2 separate regions of the Homo sapiens genome follow, and region 2 is linked to region 1. Evidence: chromatin loops called from intact Hi-C (ENCODE). Cell type or tissue: Calu3. All regions are shown on one strand. Links, peaks and the distances in the headings refer to the core of each region. The heading gives the core; the rest is flanking DNA. Region 1 has its middle 120 kb from the start of CTNND2. Region 2 overlaps CTNND2 (catenin delta 2).

The links. Peaks named below come from ENCODE experiments on the same cell type or tissue, not always from the same donor. Only the 100,000 strongest peaks of a DNase experiment are listed, where the experiment ranks them.
Region 2: a loop joins it to region 1, with 6 times the contacts of the local background. A loop is called at or near these places in 2 of 110 quality-filtered maps.

The regions. Positions count from the first base shown.
Region 1 is chr5:12,015,274-12,028,288 of GRCh38, reverse strand. No RefSeq gene overlaps it. Among named protein-coding and RNA genes, the nearest start is that of CTNND2, 120 kb to the right of the region's middle. In Calu3, for the core only: a CTCF peak has its summit at 4,539; a DNase peak (open chromatin) is centred at 4,458.
Region 2 is chr5:11,716,676-11,729,690 of GRCh38, reverse strand. The region is part of intron 2 of CTNND2 (catenin delta 2); the gene reads left to right. Among named protein-coding and RNA genes, the nearest start is that of CTNND2, 180 kb to the left of the region's middle. In Calu3, for the core only: no CTCF peak of the experiment used is centred there; DNase peaks (open chromatin) are centred at 4,540, 5,720 and 5,990.

The DNA of each region.
Region 1 (13,015 bases), core at 3,480-5,979:
ATAAGTAATGAGGAGATGTATGTTGATAGCCAAGATAATGGGGAAAATGTCTCCAGGGCATTTCTGGCATCTTCATGGCAACCCCTCCAATCACAGGCCCAGAGACCTAGAAGGGAAAAATGGTTTCATGAGCTAGGCCCAGGGCCCTGCTGCTCTGTGCAGCCTTGGAATATGGTGCCCTGTTTCCTAGCTGCTCCAGCTCCAGCCACGGGTAAAAGCGGCCAAGGTACAGCTTGGGCCATTGCTTCAGAGGGTACAAGCCCCAAGCACTCATGGCTTCCATGTGATGTTGAGCCTGTACACAGAACACAAGAGTTGGGCTTTGGAAGTCTCAGCCTGTATTTCAGAGGATGTATGAAAATGCCTGGATGTCTAGGCAGAAGTCTGTTGCAGGAGTGGAGCCCTCATGGAGAACCTTAATGCAAAGGGGGAATGTGGGGTTGGAGCCCCCACAAAAAGTCTCCACTGGGGCACTGCCTAGTGGAGCTGTGAGAAGAGGGCCACCATCCTCCAGACCCCAGAATGGGTAAAACCACTGACACCTTGGACCTTGTGCCTGGAAAAGCCTCAGGCACTCAATGCCAGCCCCCAAAAGACGTTGCAGGAGCTGTACTCTGCAGAGCCACAGCAGTGATGTTGCCTAAGGCCATTCAAACCCATCTCTTGCCCTGGTTGTGAAACATGGAGTCAAAAGATGTTACTTTAGAGCTTTAAGATTAAATGACTACCCTGTCAGGTTTGGGGCTTGCATGAAGCCTTGTGGCCCCTTTGTTTCAGCCAATTTCTCCCATTTGGAATGGAAGTATTTACCTAACGCCTGTACCCACATTTAATCTTGGAAGTAACTAATTTGCTTTTTGTTTCACAGGTTTATAGGCAGAAGGGACTTGCCTTGTCTCAGATAAGACTTTGGACTTGACCTTTTGAGTTAATGCTAGAATGAGTTGAGACTTTGGGAGACTGCTGGGAAAGCATGATTAGTTTTGAAATGTGAAAAAAAAATGAGATTTGGGAGGGGCCAGGGACAGAATTATAGAGTTTGGCTCTGTGTCCCCACCCAAATCTCATCTCAAATTGTAATCTCCATGTGTCAAGGGAGGGACCTGGTGGGAGGTGATTGGATCATGGGGCCAGTTTCCCCCATGCTGTTCTCATGTAGTGAGTGAGTTCTCAGTAGAGCTGATGGTTTAGAAGTGTGACACTTCCCCCCACCGCTCACCAGCATGTAAGATATGCCTTGCTTACCCTTTGCTTTCTGCCATGATTATAAGTATCCTGAGGCCTCCCCGGCCATGTGGAATTGTGAGTCATTAAACCTCTTTAGTTTATAAATTACCCAGTCTTAGATAGTTCTTCATAGCAGTGTGAAAACAAACTAATACATAGGATGAACAAATCTAGGATGACTGTCACTTCACCCTAACAATTAGAAAATTATGGTTAAACAACAAAAACAAAACTTTGGTGCAATTCATCACCAGGATCTCCCTCTCTTTTCCTCAGTCCATATACATAAGCTCTTCTCTCACAGAAAAAAACTCTGGTTCCCAAATATTTACACAGTTATTCATTTGCTTAATTCTACTGTACACATCAAGTCATTTTAGAATTAGAACTTTCATGACACGAACAACAAAAATTCCCTAAATAAAGTCCACATTTTCTGTTTGTTTCTTTTTATCTTTAGTTTGTATTCCATTGAAGGTATATATGACTGAAGACACAGGCCGTTCAAAACTTACTTGGATTTGTTCTGTATTTATTTTTTGAGATGTTATTATCAATGTGATATTTAGTTCCTTAGAGTTTTTTCACATGTAAAGAAATAATTTGTCATAGACTGTGTAAGTCAATGACATAAATTGTAATCTCCAAGGTAACTATTAAAAGAATACTAAAATCATGTTTAATTGACATAATTGTAGGGAAAATGACAAAAATATGTTTGATTAATACAAAGAAGGCAAGAAATTAGAAAAATGATTTTTAAAAAATTAAATAGAAAGCAAATAGAAGAATAAAATGTATATATTGATAATTACATTAATTATAAATTGACTAAATAAGCCATAACGTTAAAAATATGATGACAAAAAAGTTATAAGCACAATTATCTAATCATTACAAAATGTGTAATGAAATTTATGCTTAATTACTGATTATTAGGATAGCTCTAATGTTAGCTCTTATACCTACTATAATTTTAAAGTAATCATCAGTTAATGACAATTTGAGTATCTGCAACAAGTACAAAATATTATAAAAATAGAGATAATTTCTATTGGTGAGAAAGTCGCAAGGACTTCTTTTTTTTTGGTTGTGTGATCTGTGCGAATCAAGTACTTCTTATGATGGTTGTCTGCTTACATTCATAAAGGAAAGAACCACTAAATTTAAGTTAGTGATTGTGAAGACAACATTTTAAGTATCTTCTATTCATTATATTGTAGATCAATGAGATTCTTTTCATGTCTTCTCTGTGTACTATGAAGAATTTCTGTTTTAGAGAAATAGAAGAGTTTGATATGGTTTGTTCACTGGATGTGAGTGACTGTGTAGGTACACCTGCCATGCATAGTGGATATCAAGCTTAGGAGAAAAGAGAGGTAAGATCTGCAGGGTCTCATGCCAATAAGGGGGATTTTAGATTTTAACCAATATATGACAGAAAACCATCAAGGATATTGGATGGGGTAATGTCATGATGGATGCTTTTATTCTTAGAATGTGCATTGAAAGTCAGGTAAGTGTTCACAATAGCCCCAAGAATGCTCAGTAATAGGATTTAAGGCATTTTGGGCGGTACAACTTCAAGGCATTTACTGCATCCCTACCAGCCATATCACTTTTAAAAGAAATAGACACCATTAATATTTCATTCTCTTTAGAATTCTTATAAATATAGTTCTACTGAAAAATATGGCTTTTGGATCATCATTATGCAAAAAATTGTTGGTAAATCTTTCTGAAAAAAATCCTCACTGAAAGGTGTCTATTACCTTCCACTTTCAGGTTAGAGTAATATTTTAGTCAAAAAGAGTCAACAAAAAGTATTTTCAGAGAAGAATGTTGGCCCTGCCATCTGATATCCCCTTTGCTCCCACCTGGTGAATATCTTTACTTTATTTATTTATTTTTTTGAGATGGAGTCTCGTTCTGTTGCCCAGGCTGGAGTGCAGTGGCACAATCTCGGCTCACTGCAACCTCTGCCTCCAGGGTTCAAGCGATTTTCCTGCCACAGTCTCCCAAGTAGCTGGAATTACAGGTGTGCGCCACCACACACAGCTAATTTTTGAGAATGAGATGAGGTTTCACCATGTTGGCCAGGCTGGTCTCAAACTCCTGACCTCAAGTGATCCTTCTGCCTCCCAAAGTGCTGGGATTACAGGCTTGAGCCACCACACCCGGCCTAACTGGCAAATGTCTTCAATGTATCCTCTGTTTTCACAGATGGGTGTAAATTCTACCTTAATTCAGCTGATTCTTAAAAGTTTGTTTCTTCCCCGACAAATACATGTAATATCATTACAGATACCTGTAAGGGAATAATATCGAGTCTTCTGTCATTCTGTATCTTGTAAAAGTTTGGCTGAGACAAATATTAATATGACATGCAAAATTTTAAAAGATGTGAGCTTCATTAGATTTCAAATCATGGAAACAATGCGGAAAAATATTGTGTGTGTGTTTTTGCCATCTCCGTGAGTTCTGACATCTAATGCTGATTGTATTACCCAGTTTGATCCAAACTGTTTACATTTGCTGATGTAACTAATCATGTTTTCCAATGTTATTCAACATTACTTAGATTTTATGTTTATGAGCACACTAAAAACTTGTATTGAACTTTTGTCTTTTACGGTAATTAACAGAGTCTGGTTATGGTGTGATTTCCTAAAACCCCTGCCCTACGTTGTAACAGAGTAAGGAGAAAATGAGAAAAGATAACACTTCACAGTCTCTTGTTGATATCCTACATAAGGTATACCTTAAAGCAAACATCCAAATATTATCATCCAAATATAAACTGATTATCAATATAAAGTTATAAACAAAATAAATTATAAACAATTTTAAAAATAAAGATACTTGTTTATGTCTACCAAGAGCAAATTCAAATAAAAAACCCTTGAATTAATGCCAAATTGACTTTAATTTCATTATTACATTACTAGTTTATAGTACAATATACCATATTTTTCATATGTTGAAGCTTCGAAAGAATCTAAGGTCAAATCAAAGATCATGTTTAATCAAAACAAGAGGAAAAGGAAGTAAAATGTCTTTACAAAATGTTAAGATTCTCATATTCTATAATAATAATCAGGCTCTTCACCTTAAAAAACTATCAGGGTAGTTCAATTCGAATATCTCTATCAGTATTTTCTACTAAGCTGCCTTTAAGTACTGAAATTAGAAAACCATTAATAACATCAGACTTTTCTTTGCCCAGTAGAGGGCAGTGCTACATATGGAAACCAACTTATTACTTGGTTCTTTGAGAGTTTGTGAATGAATGACCCCATTAACTCCTGTACCTAATGTAAGTTGATTTTTGTTCCTTAAAATAGACAATCAAATTCAACGGAACTAAGTGGCAATAGAAATATGGAGAAGTAAAATGTCCGCACAGCCAAGCAATAACTACAGAGCTGTGGCCGCATTGATAACACTAATATTGTTTAATATGAGTTATACAAGTGTTTTCAAGTAATGAGTCAAATAGCAATGTACATGAGAGTCAGAGACTAGATAATTCTTCAGGATTAATATTCAAAAGTAATATTAGAAAAACATATAAATTACCTTTAATTGTCTTCTTGCTTACTAGAATTAAGGTAGGTAACGTCCCTAAAGAGTAATGCTCTGAAAAATAACCTAATTTAAGATGATGTAAATTCCATTCCTTGAAGCTTTTACTCTGGTTGAATCTCCACGGTGATTGATTCATTCTTTTAATTAAAAATCCCAAATTCATGAGCCAGTTTTAGTTCACTGTGCTATATCTTATGATAATATCAATATCCTAGCACCAAAAATTGAAGTAATCTCTTTTCAGAGATACTGAAACAATAGCAAAAATGGGTTTTTTTTCCCCAACATCTGAGCACTTTACTTTAAAAAAGCAGGCACTGTAATATGTGTAATATGTAATTTTTTGAGGAAGACAACATCTACTCTTTTCTACCATAGATAGCTTCATTTGTTTCTACTCTATAAACTTATCAAACCAGCTCCTAAAAATTACTATGGTAATTTGTCAATTACATCAGTTTGACCCATATCCTCTTAGATAGAAAGTTTACCTTCAAATATTTCCCCAATATTTCTTAATTTTAATTATTCCTTTAAACCTATTTGATTTTTTATTTGTAAGCATAAATTTAATTAATTATTTGAAAAATACTTCGTTCTGGATGTGTAGTCTTTAGATCCCCTTTTTCGGATTTATAGGTTTAGGAAGAAGTTATATCTTCTTTATTTTGTGAGGTGCTTAGAAATAAATATTTGATGATGATGATAAAGTTTCCATAGGATTTCTTCTCTACTCCATTATCTAAATATTCACTAAGAGGAATGTCTAAAAGAATTAAATAAGTATGAACATGAGTTAAACATTTCCAGTTATTTCATGTTGCAACACCTAAGTCAACATTGCCATATGCCGACTCTCCTATTAAAGCTCTCTTCAGGGAGAAGAACTTGGTAATCCGATAGAAAATTACCATTCAAAAGAATTACTTTTTAAAAAGATACTGTCTCCACTATAAATTATTTTATATGTCATTCTTTGACTTGAAAAATATGTACCCAAATTTTTCTATGATAACAAATGTCTCGATATAAATTATTAGATGAAAAAAGCAAAGCTAATCTGAATGAGAGAAAACTATATTATAACACACAGTGAAATGCTCTTAGTTTAGTCTAGTTTAATTTGTAACACCACTGTAATTTTAGATTCCGCTACTTACTCACCTGGGTTAACTTGGTGATCATAGTTAATTGGAGGTAATATTATCTTCCTTCGAAGGCTGAGGCAAGCATTATAGGGGAATGTATATGACACACCTGTCATAAGGACCAGGATGTGTTTGTTGACTAGTAAATACTTACGACTCTTATTAGCTCTGCAAATCACTTTTTATTTGATGTTGGGCAAATAATTAACTTCTTTGAATCTCTTCTTCACCACTCAAATTGGAATTATAATACCCACTTGTTTTTACCAAAGAGTGATGTTAATTTGAGATGAGATAATAATAAACGTAAAAGTGTGAAAGCACTTTGCAAGTGACAGAGGGCCGCATAAATATTAGGATATATAATTAATTGGGAATATACACAGAAATTAAAACTGGCGTAAGAAAAACTCTATTGCATACTTTGTCATCTGGGGACATTGTTTAGAAAGATCATTTTGAAAGAAAAGTTTACAGTAGGTTGTAGAGAGCAGATCATTACTTATAACACCATTGTAATTTTTATTTACTTTGTGAAAATCATGGTTACATTTTTCAGAGTTTTGCCTGAATACTGATGGATTGATTTAGTGGGTCAGAACTAATAATGTTGACTATATTTGTAAAGTACAAGACTCCCAAGATACATTTTTCTTTTTGAGATAAATTTTATTTCTAAATAGGTGAGTTTCAAATTTTCATGCAGAAGGAAAATTTTACTAACAATTTACTGATGAGAAACCCTGGCCAATATGACAGAGATTTATATTCAGAATCACAGTATATGTTGTAGCTCCTACCTGGGAGTTCTGTAAGGAACAGAGGTCATGGATGGCATAACTGTTGTCTCTGAAGGAAGCAATGCATCTTGCATCCCTCTGAAGAGTCATCCCACAATGAGTATTATTGAGAGCCAAGTCCTCTCTGACTCAGGAAGAGAAAAAGAAAAAGTGCTCCTCAGAGAAAGTGCTCCTCAGAAGCCCTTTCTAGGAAGAAAAGTGTTCTTTTCATTGCCTCTTCCCCCAGACAACCACATCTCCTCCTGTGTCCTCAGAGTGCCCGTTCAAAACGGCCTTCCACAGCTGATGAGGAAGAACTACTTCTATGCTTAAACATTATTAGTAGCTCTAGGGATATTAGCCATACCTAATTCATATGTCCATCAGTTCATGTATCTACTTGTTTATGCTAGAATTTCCAATCTCCTAAACACACACACACATTGAGCACACTAACTATATCCAGATAGATAGATAGATAGAAGATAGATAGACAGATATGATATATGATAAATAGATAGATGGGTGATTGATTGAGATGATAGATAGATATGATATATGATAAATAGATGATTGATTGAGATGATAGATAGATAGATAGATAGATAGATAGATAGATAGATAGATAGATATAGATAGATGATAGATAGATAGATAAAAATATTTGAAATTTGTGGAATTGCAAGGCCAAAGGCTCTACCATTGGTAACTCATTACTCTAATGGTCTATATTCGTAAGAACTTGGATAGCTAAGAGTAAAATAACATTACAAATATATTTACTAATGGTCCATATTAGGATATGTCCTTTCAATATGTTTCTTTCCAACACAACTAATGGGATATGAGAGAGACAATGTCTATTTTGATGAGAAAATGCCTCAACAAGGGTATTTTTAGAGATCTGTATAAAGTGTCTTCTCAACAGACAGATGGGTGGATGTCAGATCCCACGGTAACCTCAGCTACATAGTAAATTACTCAGAGCATCATATTTTTAATACACACATAACTTATTGGTTTTTTCTTTTATATATAAATACATTTTTTTCAATTCTTAAAACACACCATGTTATTAAATATTTCCTGCCACAGTTCCTTTTCACATCCTGCTGCTCAACCTAAAATGGAACCCCCCCCCACAGCTAGGTCAGGCTCTTTCAGATGGCTGGCATAGAACTGAGACTCTTCCCTTAGAAGGACCTATCAGTAAACACCTATCATATGCCTACTTTATCAGTTGTTGTCTTTCCCACTAGACTGGAAGCCACATAAAAGGCAGGGATGGTGCCTATTTTCTCATCATTCTGTCTAGAATCTCTTGTACAGTGGCAAGCTCAGAATAAGTGCTCAGTAAATTTTGCCGGGTAAATAAAATTGGGAGGTGTACACATTTTAAGCATCATGGAAAATATTCACTTGTGTAAGAGTTTCAGGTTATTGTGTCTCATTTAAAAAACGAAAGGTATTATGGACTGTTTTATTGCTAAAACAGTAGAAAGAGGTAGATAAACCGCAACATAATGAAGTATTGGAAAGCATACAGTGGATTGTATGTGTAACAGCGTCAAATGCCATGGAAATCTAGAAGAGAATGGTGACTTAGGGAGAAAAAATGATGTGGCAAACAGAAGGTAACTTCCATGGAAAATTTTCAAAAGATAACAGAAGGTAGCTAGAAAGCAGATCCTTGGAGAGTGGAAAATAATTTGGTAGCATTAAATGACCCATTCATACTGTAGGAGGTGGAAGCAGAGGGTGATTCTAAAAGGGGGATGATGAAACAATGCTCATAGAAGAGCCTCACTGCTGTGGATCATGAGCATTTTCTCATCCAGCTAAGTGTACATGCTTACTTCATTTGTTAATGAATTTAACTGGTTGAAAATGATATCATGCTAATAAGCATGATAACTGGATAAGAACAAAAAAGTCATCGAATGCAATCCATAGAAAGTTAGAGAATCTGGCTCCTACTTCTCACAATAAGAAACTCAGAACCACAAGCTGAGTGTTTTGTTCCAGGTGCCCAGGTGCATTAGGATGGGGGTGGGACTGGAACAAAGGTCACTTTTATGTCACCAGATTTTACACCAACCATTACAAAGACTGATTAGCATTTGGAATACCTTTTTTTCAGCATTTTTTAAAGGACCAAGAAATAAAATCCTCTAGTTCTAAAAATCTGGTTTCTACTAATTAAATCATAATTACTTAAAACCACATAATTCTATTTAACCTTGATGATATGCCTTTATTCTTCAGAATAAGAAAGAATGTCTCTATGGTTATACTTAACATTTTTTATTTGGTAGGTATCCAAGTACAGCTCTTTGCAAGTTATATATAAGCTAAAAATAATGCCTGGGTATTTGTTTCAGAACAGAAGGAATTCTAGACTAATGTGATAAATGGCATTTCCCCAACTGCAACCATACTATTCCATTTTGGTTATACAGTCAGCTCCAAGACTAGATAGAGTCTTAAATGTCTATCTTCATGCACTTTAAGTTTGTGACATTCAAAATTTCATGGAAGGGAATACAGTTACCACCGTGTGCTTTAATTGATAGGTAAAATGGTAAATTCAAATCCAAGTCATTCATTTTATTTATTTGAGCAATATTTGAATGGCGAAACCCAGATACAAAGTATGGAAATAGAGCTATGAGGGAAATCAAAATATATAAAGACACCATCCTAATGTCTAAGTCTTCTTATAGTCCAGTGAGGAAGAATATTGTGGTATACAGTTTTTCCTTATTTTAAATTCATGTAATACACTCTTGAAACCCACATTGACATTGTTGCTATGACAAACAGGAGTAGAAAATCATTATTACTTGGATAGCTAAGAATAAAATAATATTACAAGTATGTTTACTAATGGTCTGAATTAAATTATTTCCTTTCAATATGTTTCTTTCCAATGCAATCATGTCTTCAACTAGAACCAGAGGAATAATTTCTAAATGGTGGAGCTTGAGTCTAAAGAAAATCAAATAAGACAAATAAAAATATTTCAAAATTCTTCTCTGTAAATATTGGTTTTAAAAATTATTTTTTCAAACATTTATTTTCCACAACTTCAAATAAGTCTTTCCAGCCAGCCCAGGACTATTTAATCCTGCAAAACAACCGTAGGCTTCATGGTACCCTGAAATACACCACACTATGTGTCAAAGCTACAGCCAAGAACTGTTTACTGATTTTCATCAATTCCATGGGACAATGGGAACTTTAGAAATAGTGGAAAGGGGTATTGAGTAGTCACTGGCAATGATGAAGCACTCTGTGATCATTCGGTGATTGTGACAGGGACTTTGTCCAAAATTTAGCATATTTTACTTTTGGTTAGAGATAGGTTGGCAAGAACTCAACTCTGAACCAGCAGCCTTATGCATTCTCATTAATTTTAATTGAATGAATTGAATGTCCAGTCTAGACATAATTTTCAAACCCAATTAATAAGATACTTAAGGTGTTGGCAAAAGTCTCTGCAAGGCTTTTAGCTATAATTTTAAGAATTTTAAAGATGGGCCAAATGCCGGGAAATTATAAATGAGTCAGTGCTGTAACTTTAGTTGAAAAAGAAATAACAGATGATACTGTATGCTCTAGGAAGCTCAACTTATTTCTATACTTATGCACAAAAAAAAAATCAGAAATAAAATGTCAGTTTTAAAACACCTGGATGAGATCAGGGTACTGTGAAACAAACAGCACTACCTAAGAAAGAAAAGTTATGTCAGATTCATTGTTTTTCTCACCGTGAATGGAGCCAAAATTAACATCTTGTGGTGGGAACACCTTTTACACTTTCAAACATGATCTAACTTTTTGAAAATAGTCATATTTTTTGGCAAAATTTTTCTTTCTTTGGCAAAATTTTAATATTTTCTGATCTAAATGGACCCATTACTTTCATTTAATCATCACTCTCTACTAAATTTCACCAAAGGATTGACTTTGTGCAGGGTAGCATGTGTTATTAAAACTTGTATCACAATACAGGCCAATATCACATGCTATGCTATCTAAAACAAATATATTCACATGGAGTTACTTGTTCAGTTTGATCTTGACAACATGCTTGTGGGTAGAGTAGTGTTGGTTTTGCCAACTTCATTTGAAAAAGAGAAGGTTGTCCTGGTTCTCGTGGTGGGGCTGAAATGAAGCTAGCTGGCTGCAGCTGAGTTTAGGGAGCTTCAGAGTTAAGTTCCAGTTATCAGTCGTTAAGGAGCGAGTTCTTTGCTCAGAGCAGGCGATGGAGCTGAAACCAGAGCGCAGCCTGTGTAGGACCAAGGGACAGATGCCCTGTGTCAAAGCCAACGAGCAAGAGGGAGCTGTGGGTGGGAGAGCCATTGTGGAGACTGGCAGCAGTTCCGGGTTTTAGGTGTAGAACAGGTCAGAGTGAACGTAATGAGGCGATGTGTGACAAAGGCTGCCACAAGTGTAAAAGGATGAAAAGAACCCTTTACGTTGCCCTGGCTACAAGCTTTAGGGATAGAGTTAATGATTGATGATACCCTCAGAAGGCCGAGAAACAGAAGCCAATGAAAATAAAAATGTTCATTCTTAACTTACTGAGTTACATATACAAATATATTACTATAATAATATATGTTATTCCATTATTATAATATATGAAAATAATACAATATTCATAATAATAATCTATTATCATAACATAACATATTAAAATAATATAATATCTATAATAATATTTAATATATTATGCATATTCGAGAGAAAGCGAGAGCCTGCCCTGTATATAGTAATGTGCTAGGTTCTGGTCATTTAAAAAACAAAAACCTACGTTTCTAATGCATATGTCTGAGATTGAATTTAATTATGATGCAATTGAAAATCCAACCAGGGCAGTCTATAAAGATCTCTGTTCTCCCACTGGAGCTAGTCTAATCAGGACAGGGAAACTGTGAGAGCAGACAGAGGTGTCTCCAGGACTCAGCGGGAGGCGGAGGTCTCAGCAGGAGGCAGACAGCCGCTCCATGGAAGGGATCAGCATGGACTGGGATCCTTTCTAATTTTCCACCTCTCATCTCAGCTCATCTCAGCTCCTTTTATTTAATCCCCTCTTTCATCAGGCTTGCTGCTGCTGCTTTTTTTTTTTTTTTCCTGCCATATGGAAGATAAAAACAAATGCTCACTCCCTTGCCAAACTTACAAATGTAGACGGACCAAATGCATGAGGAATATACTCCGCTCAGCTGAGCTTGGGTGAGTCACCTCCACACAGGGCTGGGTTCAGTGCATAAAACAGCTGCCTGAGGCCTCTGCTATATTGGAGAGGTAAAGAATTTAATACAAAACAAACTGTCAAGTTTTTTGTTTAATGATGTTTTTATATAGCTCTCACATGCGGTACAATTCTGCTCAGATGTCTGATAAGCCTGGATTGTCAAATCACATACAAGAATGAAAGTGTCAGATGTTGCTTGAAAACTCGTGGCACCTGGGTAGGCTTTGTCAGGTGCCACACTGGTAGGGAGATAGTTAAGAAATTGCAGATCAACCTGGAGTCATTTCTTTTTTATTTTTAAAAATGACGTTTTTTTTCCTAAAATGAAAGCAGCTAATCTCTGGAGCTTATAAAAGTACCAGTGTGGGTGACCAGAGGGCTTTGACTCCAATATTTTGACTCCAATTCTTTGACTCCAATAACCCCCTTAGGCACCAGTGTGATTCCTGCCTTCCCTTGTGCGTGGCTTTTCAGTCCTGAGCTTTTTGGGGGTTGCGGAAGGACTGACACTGGTATCAACTCTCATTTTTTTTTTTTTTTTTTTGAGACGGAGTCTGTCTCTGCCGCCCAGGCTGGAGTGCAGTGGCGCCATCTCAGCTCACTGCAAGCTCCATCTCCTGGGTTCACGCCATTCTCCTGCCTCAGCCTCCCGAGTAGCTGGGACTACAGGCGCCCGCCACTACGCCCGGCTAATTTTTTTGTATTTTTTAGTAGAGACAGGGTTTCACTGTGTTAGCCAGGATGGTCTCGATCTCCTGACCTCGTGATCTGCCCGCCTCGGCCTCCCAAAGTGCTGGGATTACAGGCGTGAGCCACCGCACCCGGCCTGAACTCTCATTTTTTTCCCCTCTCTGTTTTCTGCGCTACACTTTCTTAGGGACAAATTTGCACACTTTTCTTCTGCCAAACTGTGATGTGCTCTTTCACTATTGCTCACTCCAATCCCCTTTTTAGTCGTTGTGAAATTATACCTATTTTATACCTTCACTGTCTTTTTTTTATTATTATTT
Region 2 (13,015 bases), core at 4,169-6,668, 300 kb after region 1:
TCTGTAGAAATTAGTGACTAAATAGGTAAGATTTTATGTGTGTCGAAATTTATTATAAAATTATTTGAAATAGCCAAAAATACGGATGGCTTGGTGAAGAGTTGAAAATGTTATATTCTTTCTATAAATATTATGCAGTCATTAGTAAAAATGAGTTGGGGCTATATGTTTAATCTTTGGGGAAAAAATCCATGAGAATTTTAGAAAGGAAATTACATAGTATGGTATTATCCTGTTTTTAAAAACTCAGAACATTAGATATGTTTTTGGTTTATACATATTTATGAGCATCTAGAAAAGTATAGAAGGAAACAAATCAAACTATTAATATTGATTAGCATTTGTGTTTTACAGTTAGATGGAGGTGGAAACAGACTGAAGACATAGGGGATTTGGGTGGGGACACAGCCAAACTATATCACTGTGAAAAGTTTTTTTTCTGAGGAATTAAAAAATGTATTATTCATTTTGGGGCAGCAAAGATGACTTTTTTTTTTTTTGGTGGCACATAAGTAATTTGGGGAGGGATGCAAATGTGTTCTGGAAACTTGAGATAGAGAAGCCCCAGGTGCCCAAGTCAGAAGCTGGGAATTAGGTCCCACGTGCAGCATCTGCCTAGGTGAAAGCATAAATCAAAAAGCAGCAGATTCCATGAGCTTTTTGGGGATGTCCTGATGCAAACAACCAATCTTATCCTTCATTAGGGGATTTGTATCCTAAATCATTCTTAAAGGTTCCTTATTTTTTTCCTCAAGTCTAGAATATTATCTGTAGAGTGAAAGCTAAGTTGTTTCTTAAAATTTTTATCTGAATTGGCCTTCAAGTAGTTAGCAGTGGAGTTAAAAATATAAGACAACCATATGTAAAGAGTTTTAAAATAGAAAAAAATATAGATGAAAATTTCAGGAAACTCTTTAGTCAATATATTATCAAACCCCAGATGATTTTTACAGACTAAAAATAAACTTGAAATTGAGAGCATTTGTAACTCCAGATACTCTATTGTTACACTAATTTTCATTGTTCTTTTAGTTTCACAATCATTATAAACCGTATTCTTGATTTTAGAGGATTTTTTGAGTACCATTATTTAGGATATTGGTGATTCAAAGGTAGCAAAACAGACATTCTCTTCCTTTTAGTTTTTCTTATTGTACAAAATATAGGAAAGTAAGAGTAAGACATTTCTGTGGGTTTGTTTTGTTTTGTTTTTGAGATGGAGTGTCGCTCTGTCGCCCAGGCTAGAGTGCGGTGGTGCGATCTTGGCTCACCATAACCTCTTCCACCTCCACCTCCCAGGTTCAAGTGATTCTCCTGCCCCAGCCTCCTGAATAGCTGGGATTACAGGCATGCGCCACCACGCCTGGCTATTTTTTTTTTTTCAGTAGAGACAGGTTTCACCATGTTGGTCGAGCTGGTCTCAAACTCCTGACCTCATGACCCACCAGCCTCGGCCTCCCAAAGTGCTGGGATTACAGGCGTGAGCCACCGTGCCCAGCTGACATTTCTGGGCTTTCACTATGGGGCAAACCACGACACTGAGTACTTTATATATGTTGTGTCATATGAAGCCACAAGGAAGAATTTAAAAAGATTCATTTAAAATCTAAAGAAACTAGATCTTTTACATCATCTCTTGTGAGGATAGCATGCCTTCCTTTTTATTCAGCTTCTACATTTAGAATTTCAAAAGTAACTTAACTCTATATATAACAAGAATACTATTTGGAAGAAGTTCATTATAAAATACTCCCTTAATTAGTTTTCTTCCAGTGCCACATATCGTTGCTAAATCTTTCAGCATTATTGGTGTTACTATAATGTGCAACAATAATTTCTGATAACACAATGTGTTGTTAGGGAAATGACCTATAACTATTAATCAAATTTCGGATGGTATTTTGGGAAAGCATTTTATGAAATTAATGACAAAATTATCATCCAAGAAAAAGCAGAAGTTATAACACCTTAGGAAAGGTCAAGAAGATAGAGGATTATCTGCAAAGACCAGTGAAGTTTATATTCGTTTAGTCAGAGAAGGGAAGAATTATCCATAGCATAGTGCTACCAGTTGAACTTTCTCCACATATCAAAATTTAAGTGAGAATTACGTGATTGCTGAATTTTTATTTCTTGTTTCAAGCCAGGGTGGATTAGAAATGAAAAAAAAAGCATGCATTTCCTTTAACTTTTGTTGCAGAAACTCAGCTGTATTAGGAATAGTGATCATCTGTTTGAAGCTGTGAATTGAGAGATAAAGGTGCAAGCTAGGAGTCCGTGGAACTGGGTCATGACACATGATATGGTTTATAACAAGGAAGGGGGAGCAAGGATCAGAAAGCCTTGTGAGTTTCATACGTACAGGATGGAAGGATTGTAGATAGATTGACCAGATGGGGTGTTTAGAGTTCCAGGAGGGTAAAGAAAGAAAATGAGTGTGTATGTAAAGTTATGAAGTTCATGTATGAAGGAAAGGGATGCTCAGGTAGCATGAGATTGATGGGACCACCTGCATTTGAAGTGTATTTGTTTACTTGTTAACCCTGTGCATCAGAAAAATGATAAATAAAACTATAAATCAAGGAGAAACAAATCATAAACTACTTATTCAAGTCTTGGGAATGTGTGCTGGGAGTTCCAGTTATGGGTGAATAATTCTAGAACTCTGGATAGATCATCTCTGTCTCTCCACCCCTGCTTCCTGATGCTCTCTTATGTGTATTCTGTTAGTTACTCTAAGTTATTTTGACTTTTCCCCCTGAAACTTAATATTTTCCTTAGTTTCAGTTTATAACTCTTCTCAGGACACTTATATACCTATCTGTCCTTTTGATAATTTCAAACTCCATTCCAAGAATTAACTCATTTGATTGTTTTATGCTCTGTTCTATTTAATAGTGTTAGTTGTTGGGTTTACAGAGCACTGGAGCTATCAAGGGAAAAAAAGAGACTAGGGTGTTATATGCTAGATTAGAAAATAAGCCTTTAGTATGTGGGGTTTTGTAACATGACAATATAGTGCTTCTAACGCTTCTGTCATATTTATTACTACAACTCATTGTTAAATATTCATATGTAAAATCATACTGAATATGTAAAATGTGGTGTTTTAGTAATTTTTATGAATTTTCCACTATAAAGGCGTAATTCATGCATGTTGTGTAAAAGTTTAAAACATTAGATAGGAAAAATAAATGAATTGGGTTTTTTTTATTTTGAAAATTCACCACAAACAGAGGTAGCTGCAAATATTTAGGGAGATTTCCTTCCAGACTTTTTATATGAATATAAGATTATCTGTACAAAATTTTCATTTTGCTTTATAAATATTTTATTCTTCTTTGTACATTTAACCTTCTATGAGGAGTATTTTTTCATATCATTTAATATTATTTCAAACATGTTTCTAATGAGTATGTGATATAGATTCACTGTGAATTATTTAATATAATTGTATTTCACATTTTTACCTTTGTTGATCTTAGATTGATTCCATTTTCACAGTATGAAAAGAAGTGACATGTCACACTTCCTTGTACATTAATCATTGGGTCTGCTTTGACAGACACTGCCTGGAGCAAAGGTTTGAAAAAAAAAGATTCAAGACTCTTAAAAATTCGCTTGGAAAATATGTCATCATTAATTACTGAAAAGGGCCACTGGCAGGCCAACAAAGCAGGGGCTCCTGGGGTAAAATAGTCAGTGCGCTGTGCATGGTTTGCACAAAGCAAGAAATTAACCCATAGAATATTCTAGAGGAAGCTCATGGGAAAAATGTTGATTTTTTCAGAGAAATGGAACCAGATATAGTAGGAATAGTCAAGAAAAACACAGGAATTATTTTAGAGCAAGGAAACAATGTTCAATAGTATCTCAAAAACGTTTTTTAAAAAGAACAGACAATAAATTCCTTTAATTTACATATTTTTGTAAAACATGTATTTCTATAAAATGTACATGTGAAACATTTCCTCAGATATATAATTAAATCATATATTTTTCCTCTAATGATTATTTTGCTCAATATGTTTTATGATCAAGAAACTGAGACTTTATGTTTTACTTCAAATTCAGTGCTTTTCCCCCCCACTACACTACACAACCTCATCATTTAGATAAAATAATAGGCCTACAATGTGTTGTCTGATATTTTTCTGAAGAAAAATATTTTTCTATGACCAAGGTTTTGCTAAGGTCAAGTTAGATAGTATTCTCTGCCAGTCTCTTATTTAACGAGGAGAAGAGAATAGGGAAATTTATACATTAATTTGATCTGCAATATATTTAATTTGATCCGCAATGTATTTTTAAAAGGAATCACTAATAACCCAAATACAAATAATTTAAGGAACAACTATACCTTATTTTTTAGTTAATTGTATCTGTAGAGAAAATGTGACAGGAAGGGAATACTGTGGGTTAGACACATTCTTACTTTAGTTGAAAATTTCTGTTGCTGGGCATCAGTGGCCTGGACTGGAGTTATCTCTAGCATGCATCAGTGACACAGGTAAACATGCCTGAGGCAGCCCATCGATCATGTTCAAGTTGCTGTCACTGGGCTGCAATCATAAAACGCACGTGCAAGTTCATGCCCTGGGCTCTAAATGAGCTGGCTCTGTGGCCTCCCATGGAAAAGTGAAGATTAGCATCCTCCTTTTTCACTAAGGACAAGTTCTGACTTTCATATTCTACTCATAGCCTCAGGAAGCAGCTGGGCCACTTGCCTAATTACTGTGAGAAAGAACAACTCAATATCAATAAGGCAAAAAAAAAAATCACTTTTGACAGGTAATCTTCAACATCTAGGGAGACATTGCTAAATAGCTTCATTCCCCAAGTCAATAGATTTAGTCATTTGGGGATGCATTTTCGCAAGTTACACATCTTGGAGTGATAAAGAAATTATGCTCAAATTAAAAATTAAAATTACATAAAAGTCTAGTCCATAGTTTTTATAGGAAATCACAAACAATTCCACATATAGTTTTGACACTGCCGTATCTTCTATTCTGAAAAGTAGAACTCTGGGATATCAACCAAAGGTGTTTAAGTCTTTTATTTGATTCAGAACTTTTGAAATACCACTGTAGCACTGTTGGCCAGCACCCATGCCCACCACCTCCACAACAGAGGAGAAACCCTCCACCGAAATAGATAAGCTTGGAATCCAGCCCACCTATTAACAAAACAGCCACTTTTATTAAATTATTTTGTTAAATAATACCACACACTTGAGATACTGTTCAGAGACCTGAAATTGCCTAATAGAGACCTCCTGTCAAAAGCCAGAGGCAATTTATTCTTCAAATGAATCATCTAGAGTGTAAATCCTCTCACTTTTGAGAGCTCTGCTCATATTGAAAACAACACCTCATCCCTCCACTGGAATGCCCCCCAAGAACACGGCTTGAATAATGCTGCAGTGATTTGGTGACTCTGTCTTTATGGAGACCCAAGATAAGAAATTACCATACTAGGAGCTTTACTGGTTTGTTTACTGACATTGAAAACCTTTCAATAGTTAACTATAGTCAACTGATCTAATATAAATGAACCGTTTCAGTAATAGACATATTACTCTTACTACTGGTAATAATTAATAACTGCATAACTGTAATACTTTTTTTTTTTTTGAAATGAAGCCTTGCTCTGTCGCCCAGGCTGGAGTGCAGTGGTGTGATCTCAGCTCGCTGCAAGGTCCGCCTCCCGGGTTCACACCATTCTTCTGCCACAGCTCCCGAGCAGCTGGGACTACAGGTGCCCGCCACTACGCCCGGCTAATTTTTTGTATCTTTAGTAGAGACAGGGTTTCACTGTGCTAGCCAGGAATGTCTCGATCTCCTGACCTTGTAATCTGCCCACCTCGGCCTCCCAAACTGCTGGAATTACAGACATGAGCCACCACGCCCGGCCCAATAACTGTAATATTTTTCTAACTCTCACCTAAGCTTATTGGATGGGGATGTGGCCTTGTCTCCCCTCCTTACTGTTGGGTCACCAGCTCTTGGAGCAGTGCCAGCCATGGAGGAGGTGTTTAGTATATTTGTATTGAGAGTATGACTTAGGAATGAACTTACTGTCTTTTTCCATTTTATTTTAGCACAAAAGTAAATGCGTTGCTTAATTGTGGTAAAAGTCCTTAGTCACTTTTATGGTGCAGGGGTCTCATTTCCAGTGTTACATTGATCATATGCTTTTTCCCTTACTTTAATGGTTGTATTGGGTCTAGATCTTCCATTTGGGCTGCCTGCATATCGCTTCAGAATGTGCCCATTGACTGATGAATCCTAGGCCCCCAAATTGCAATTTTTTCTATAAACAACCTCAATCAAAACTCATTTAATCAGGTGGAATGAGATATTTTCAGTTTAATATGAGGCTTATTTACTCAACTATATCCTTCATTAATAAAATGTGTCTTTGTCTTTTTTTTTGAAACTAGACTGTGTACCTTGTTTTAGTTAAGAGGAAAAAAAACCTACCATATTAGTACATGAATCAGCAACTTTACACATAAAAAACATAAAAATACACTTAATTATTTTTGTTTGTATACAATTATGCCAAGTTTATCATATTTGTTGAAAATCTTCAGTGATTTTTAACTGCTGTTTGAAAGCATGCTGTTCCCCAGAGTCTCAGAAAAATCCAATTATTTGTTTTAGTGCTTATTTTGTATGCTTTTTGTGTTTGGGAGATTTTTCACATATTTGTGCTTGATGAAACTCTTGATGTTGTCATATTAAAATGTTTTAATCATTACAGATTTTGAAGTAATTTTTTGTGTTTACTATTTATTTTTATGTTTAATGGTGGCATGTCATATGTGTTTGATATGGTTTGGCTGTGTCCTCACCGAAATGTCATCTCAAATTGTAGTTCCCATAATCCCCATGTGTCATGGGAGGGACCTGGTAGGAGGTAATTGAGTCATGGGGGCAATTACCCTCCTGCTGTTGTTGTGATAGTGAGTGAGTTCTCACAAGATTTGATGGTTTTATAAGGGGCTTTCCGCCCCCACCTTTGGTCATTCTTCTCCTTCCTACCACCATGTGAAGAAGGACATGTTTGCTTCCCCTTCTACCATGATTGTAAGTTTTCTGAGGCCTCCCAGGCCCTGTGGAACTGGGAGTCAGTTAAACCTCTTTCGTTTATAAATTACCTAGTCTCAGGTATTTCTTCATAGCAGCATGAGAATGGACTTATACAGTGTTGTATATGAGTAGTTCTTTTATTGTTGGCACTTTTTTATTTTAGCACATTTCCTTTTGAGCACATTTGTGTAGATGGTTCCAAGAGAGACAAAAAGCATACTTACCTGCAACTGTGTAACCATTAATTTCAGTCTTCTCTTCAGTTTACGGGAAATAGAATCTTCATAGAAGAAAATGCTGGGAGGATTTGTGTTGAAAAATTTAAGTACTGTTATAGCAAATTCTTCATTCTTGTCCCTGGCTCATGTGAGGGTTTACTTTTCAGCATCTTCTTAGGAGAAAACTCTGTGAAAATGGTGTCTTAAAGCAGTCTATTATTGAAAGCTACCTCACTAAAATGTAAAATATGAATATATTTTTCATCAACACAGGAAGTGAGTAAATAGGTGGTTTTGTTAGAAATGTGGACCACAAATAAAGATTGCAGGAAGGCGAAGTAAACAGGGGAATTGTGACAATAAACTTAGCCTAAAACTCACTATGGTAAGTTGTCTTGTTTCAGAGTGCTAGATCACAATTTCCTATGTCTCCCATCCTTCTTGTGATGAGAATCTGATCCTCTCCCGTTGATAGACGAGCTCCATATTTCCTCTTCTTCATTCCAGTTAGGCTTAGGACTATGGTGGAAGGGAATGCATGTGACCAGGGCTACAGGGAAGTAGACCTCCTGCCTAGTTCTTCTGAGATGCTCATTCTTAGAAACCAGTCACCATGAGGTGAACATGCTCAAGACACTTGTAAAGAGGCCATGTGGACAGGCACGCAGTCTCCAGGCATGCAGCACCATCTGAACTCCTGGCTGATGCCAGCACTGACTTAGCAACCTTTCCAGTGAGCCATCAGCAGTGGAGCCCCGAGCCCCAGCTAATGCTGTGTGAAGCAGAGGCCATCTGTCCTCATTGATATTTGGAGATAGAGGACCAAAGCAGATGGTGGTTGTAATTTCAAGTCAGTAAATCTTGAGGTGGTTTGTTACACAGCAGTAGATAACCAATTCACTCATTTTTTCCATGTTTATAAAAAATCAGTCATGTTAGACCATTTTCTCTACTTCTAAGTCTTACGATTCTATGTAGCCTGGGGTGAATTTAAAAAAAAACAGCTTATTGAGATTTACTCACATACCATACTGTTCCCTTTTTTATGTGGTTTTGGTATAGTCACAGTCACTCCAGGAAACCACTATTATACTTTCTGCTTCTGCAGATTTTCTTATTCTGATTGTTTTATGTAAATGGAATTATAAATATATGGTCTTTTCTAAAGGGCTTATATTGCTTATCATAATGTTTCAAGTTTCATTCATGTTGTGGCATGCATCGGGATTTCATTACTTTTTACTGCCAAATAATATTCCACTGTATGGATACACCTCATTTCATTTATGCAGTCATTCATTGATGGCCATTTGGGTTGTGTTCACTTGTTGTCTATTGGGAATAGTGTTGCTGTGAATATTTGTGTACAAGTTTGTGTGGACATATGTTTTTATTTCCCTTGGGTAATAAAAACCTAAGAGTGGAAATGCTGGGTCACATGACAACACTAGGTTAACATTCTGAAGAACCGCCAGGCTGTTTCTGTATTTTATGAGGATTACAATATCTTCACATCCTTGCCAACACTTGATGTTTTCTGACTTTTTTGACTATAGGCAGAATAGTGAGCTGAGGTAACACTGAAATGAACTGCTAGACCAGAGCCTAAGAACATCAAAAAAATTCCATGGCAGACCAACAACACATTTTAAAATATGTAAATATTATATTTAAAAATATTAGCAATATATTTAGTCAGTAGACAAAATAAGCTCCCAAACATGAGTCGCGGCAGCATACCCACACCTGTGAAGAATATAGAAACCAAGTTACATATGTTGCAGGTGGGAAAATCAATGATGCTTGGCTTGCAAATTGTGGGTGGTCGGGTGAGACAGGAAGGGGGGCTGTAGGAGCTGTCTTCAAATATGGTTATGCAAAAGAAGAACCAAACTTTTGTTCAATAACTGTTGTACAACTGAGAAGAGCTTAGGATAAAGCGTCAAAATTTAGGAGAGGCAGGTCTCTGTCTTGTGCCAGATATGAATCTCAGTTACAAACTTGAGGAACTTTAAGCCTGAAAGGAATAACTCAAAGACTTAAGTAGCCCCCCATATATTTGGAAGGAACAAATAGGTTTGGGGTTTACATTGCTAGTGACAATGGCAAGTTTCACTGCAGATCTGCCTCTGGGATGTGTTCATAAGGTAGACTTTTTTTTAATGGAAAAAATGGTCTCAAAGATGCCAGCAAATGACAAATTTAGGGAAGTACTCTCAAGTACGGCCAGTTGCTGCTGTCTCTTTGGGAAATTCACTGACAAACAGTAATCAATGACAGACCTTTTGACCAGTGGGTGGCAGCACAGAGATGTACCATCGCTTGTCAGTAAATGTGCTGAGATGCAATTCTTTTTAGCCTGGGGTGTGGCTGGGTAAGCTCTTTGCACTGGCTTCGTCCATTGCCTTGCACAGCATGCTCAAAATATATTATCCTTTTCTAACTACCATATGAAACATAGGATACTAGGGTACGAAAAAAGTTGGAAAGGATCTGTGGTGTGTGTGTGTGTGTGTGTGTGTGTGTGTGTGTGTGTGTGTGTATATGTCAGAGCTACCCACAAATTCAAAGAGAGAAGTAGCGAAGTCCTAGATGTTAGAATTAAGCAAGGAGAATCTGAATGAATATCTGTGAGGGACTTAAATTAGAGTGAAGATTTAACTAAATGAACTAAGGTCTTCTCCAAATCATAGATGTTGTTAAACTCTGACATATAACTTGTTAGCTAGTAAAATCTACTTATTAGTATTTCATCGCTAAGGATAAATATTGCATATTATTTTTTAATCTTGACAACATTTAAATATAGTTTTGTTGTTGTTGTTCCTGCTAAGAATCTTTCCTCTGTGGTCTGAGATATCCATACTTTGTAAATATGTAGTATCTATAACAACAGACAATTTATTATGTAGCGTTAGGAACCATTGTCTCCACCACAAGTCTAGGTAAGGACTTGAGGTGGGACATCTGATTATCTTTGTTAATTAGGGGGAAAGTCACTCAGTACTACTGGGCTGTAATCTATTTTAAGGATAAGGTAATTTTCATGGCTTCTGCCATGACACAGAGTAAGCTACGTGACACTCGCTTCTGAAGGAGAAGTATGCCATCTTGTTTTAAGGACTGATTCATAAGTGGCCATAGAGTGTGGGCTAATATTCTGCATGATGGAAAAAGTGATACATTTGGAATCAGTAGACTTACTTCAGATTCCTCCAGCATTTTCTTACTGAACGGCCTTGGTTATGTAACATTTCTGAAACTGATTTTAATTATCTGATAAAATGAAGACAGTTAGCTCTCAGTGTTGTAATGGAATGTATGCATATAATAACACACATTTTACAAACACATATTAGTTTATTAGGATGCCCATGGAAATCTGTGCTCCTCAGTTGATATCAGCTTGATGAATTACTCTTTGCCATCTCTCTTAGACAATTAAGCAGTAAAGACTATGCAGTCTCAAGCTGGGGATTAAATCAGGAAATCCAATGGTGAATCTGGAGTTTCTTTAGTCACTAAGGAAATATGGAGAGAGGAGAGGATATTTGGTAGAGAAAAAATAATAATAAATGAGCTTTCAGAATTTAACTTATTGACAGATTATTACATGAGATGGTCTATAAATCCGCTGGAGAGAGAGTGCAGGAGGCGTTTCAAAGCTCCTTGATAACACTTCAACATGTTACATTTCAGTGTTCTGGGAGAAGATGTAGATTTTTTCTCTCTTACTTTTCTTATTTTTTTTTTTGTAAAAAAAGAAAATGTGTTAGAACTCTTGATAATCAGGTCATTTTTGTTGCTGTGACTTAAAACCCTCTGGATCACAAGTGTGTTTGCAAGTCCCAGCACCTGCCAATGTCTGATATCAAGAGGCTTTGGGGAAATCAAGGAGAACAAGTTGTGTTGCTCATCTCAGTCAGCACATAGAATAGTTATTGTCCGTGAATGGAGAAGGAGATATTTCCTACAGAAGCGGGAGCTCAGAGCCACAGATGACCAGTAGAACATGAAGTTCTGGGGTTTCCAGAAATCTTGGGTCAATTGAAATTCTCACAAAAGGTGGGATAGGAGACTCTAGATAGTCCTCATTAAATCTTAAGAACATTAGCCACTATTTGAATTATGCTGTGCAAAGTGTCCTTGTGCCCCTTTGAGACATCTTCCTTCTTTTGGATTCAATGGAAAGGGCCTGTCGTAGTGCCTGGAATATGGAAGCTGCTCTTTGCATAGTAGCTACAAATACGAATATTGAAATTATTTTATTAATTGATCATGAGTAACAATAGTAATAAATTTCACACTTAACCACTGAGATTGAATTGAATGTGCGAAATTCATTTCAAGAGTCCTGATGTTTTATTGCCATTGGACTATTTTATGGAAGTCAATAAAGCTATTTTATTTAAATTGTTGGAATATATTTAAGAAGGTGTTGATAGCATTAATGGTGAGTGATATGGTTTGGCTGTGTCCCCACCCAAATCTCACCTTGAATTGTAATAATCCCCAGATGTCAAGAGTGGGGCCAGGTGGAGATAACTGAATCATGGGGGCAGTTTCCCCCATACTGTTCCCATGGTAGTAAATAAGTCTCATGAGATCTGATGGCTTTAAAAATGGGAATTCCCCTGCACAATCTCTCTTTCGCCTGCCCCCATGTAAGACGTGACTTTCCTTCTCCTTTGCCTTCTGCCATGATTGTGAGGCCTCCTTAGCCATGCTGAATTGTGAGTCCATTAAACCTCTTTCCTTTATAAATTACCCAGTCTTAGGCACATCTTTTTTTTTTTTTTTTCACAGTCTCTTGCTCTGTCTCCCAGGCTGGAGTGCAGTGGCGTGATCTCAGCTCACTGCAACCTCTGCCCCCAGGGTTCTAGCAATTCTCCCACCTCAGCCTCCCAAGTAGCTGGGATTACAGGTGCCTGCCACCATGCCCGGCTAATTTTTTTTGTATTTGCAGTAGAAATGGGGCTTCACCATGTTGGCCAGGCTGGTCTCCAAGTCTTGACTTCAGGTGATCCACCTGCCTCAGCCTCCCAAAGTGCTGGGATTACAGGTGTAAGCCACTGTGCCCTGCCAGGTACGTCTTTATTAGCAGCGTGAGAACAAACTAATACAGTGAGTAAGGTGAAACTCATTTTCTGTCTTTTCAAAAAATCACTATTTCATAACAAAATTTCTAGTATCAAGACTAGTACTTTTGGCCGGGCATGGTGGCTCATGCTGGTAATCCCAGCACTTTGGGAGGCTGAGGTGGGTGGATCACCTGAGGTCAGGAGTTTGAGACCAGCCTGGCCAACATGGCGAAACCCCGTCTTTACTAAAAATACAACAATTAGCTGGGCATTGTGGTGCACACCTGCAGTCTCAGCTACTCGGGAGGCTGAGGCAGGAGAATCCCTTGAACCCGGGAGGCGGAGGTTGCAGTGAGCTGAGACTGTGCCACTACACTCCAGCCTGGTGGCAAAGTGAGACTCCATCTCAAAATACAAAAATACAAACAAAAAACACAAAACTTAGCTGGGCATGATGATGGACACCTGTAATCCCAGCTACTTGGGAGGCTGAGGTAGGAGCATTGCTTGAACATAGGTGGAGGAGGTTGTGGTAAGCTGAGATTGCGCCACTGCACTCCAGCCTCGGTGACAGAGCAAGACTCCGTCTCATAAATAAATAAATAAATAAATAAATAAA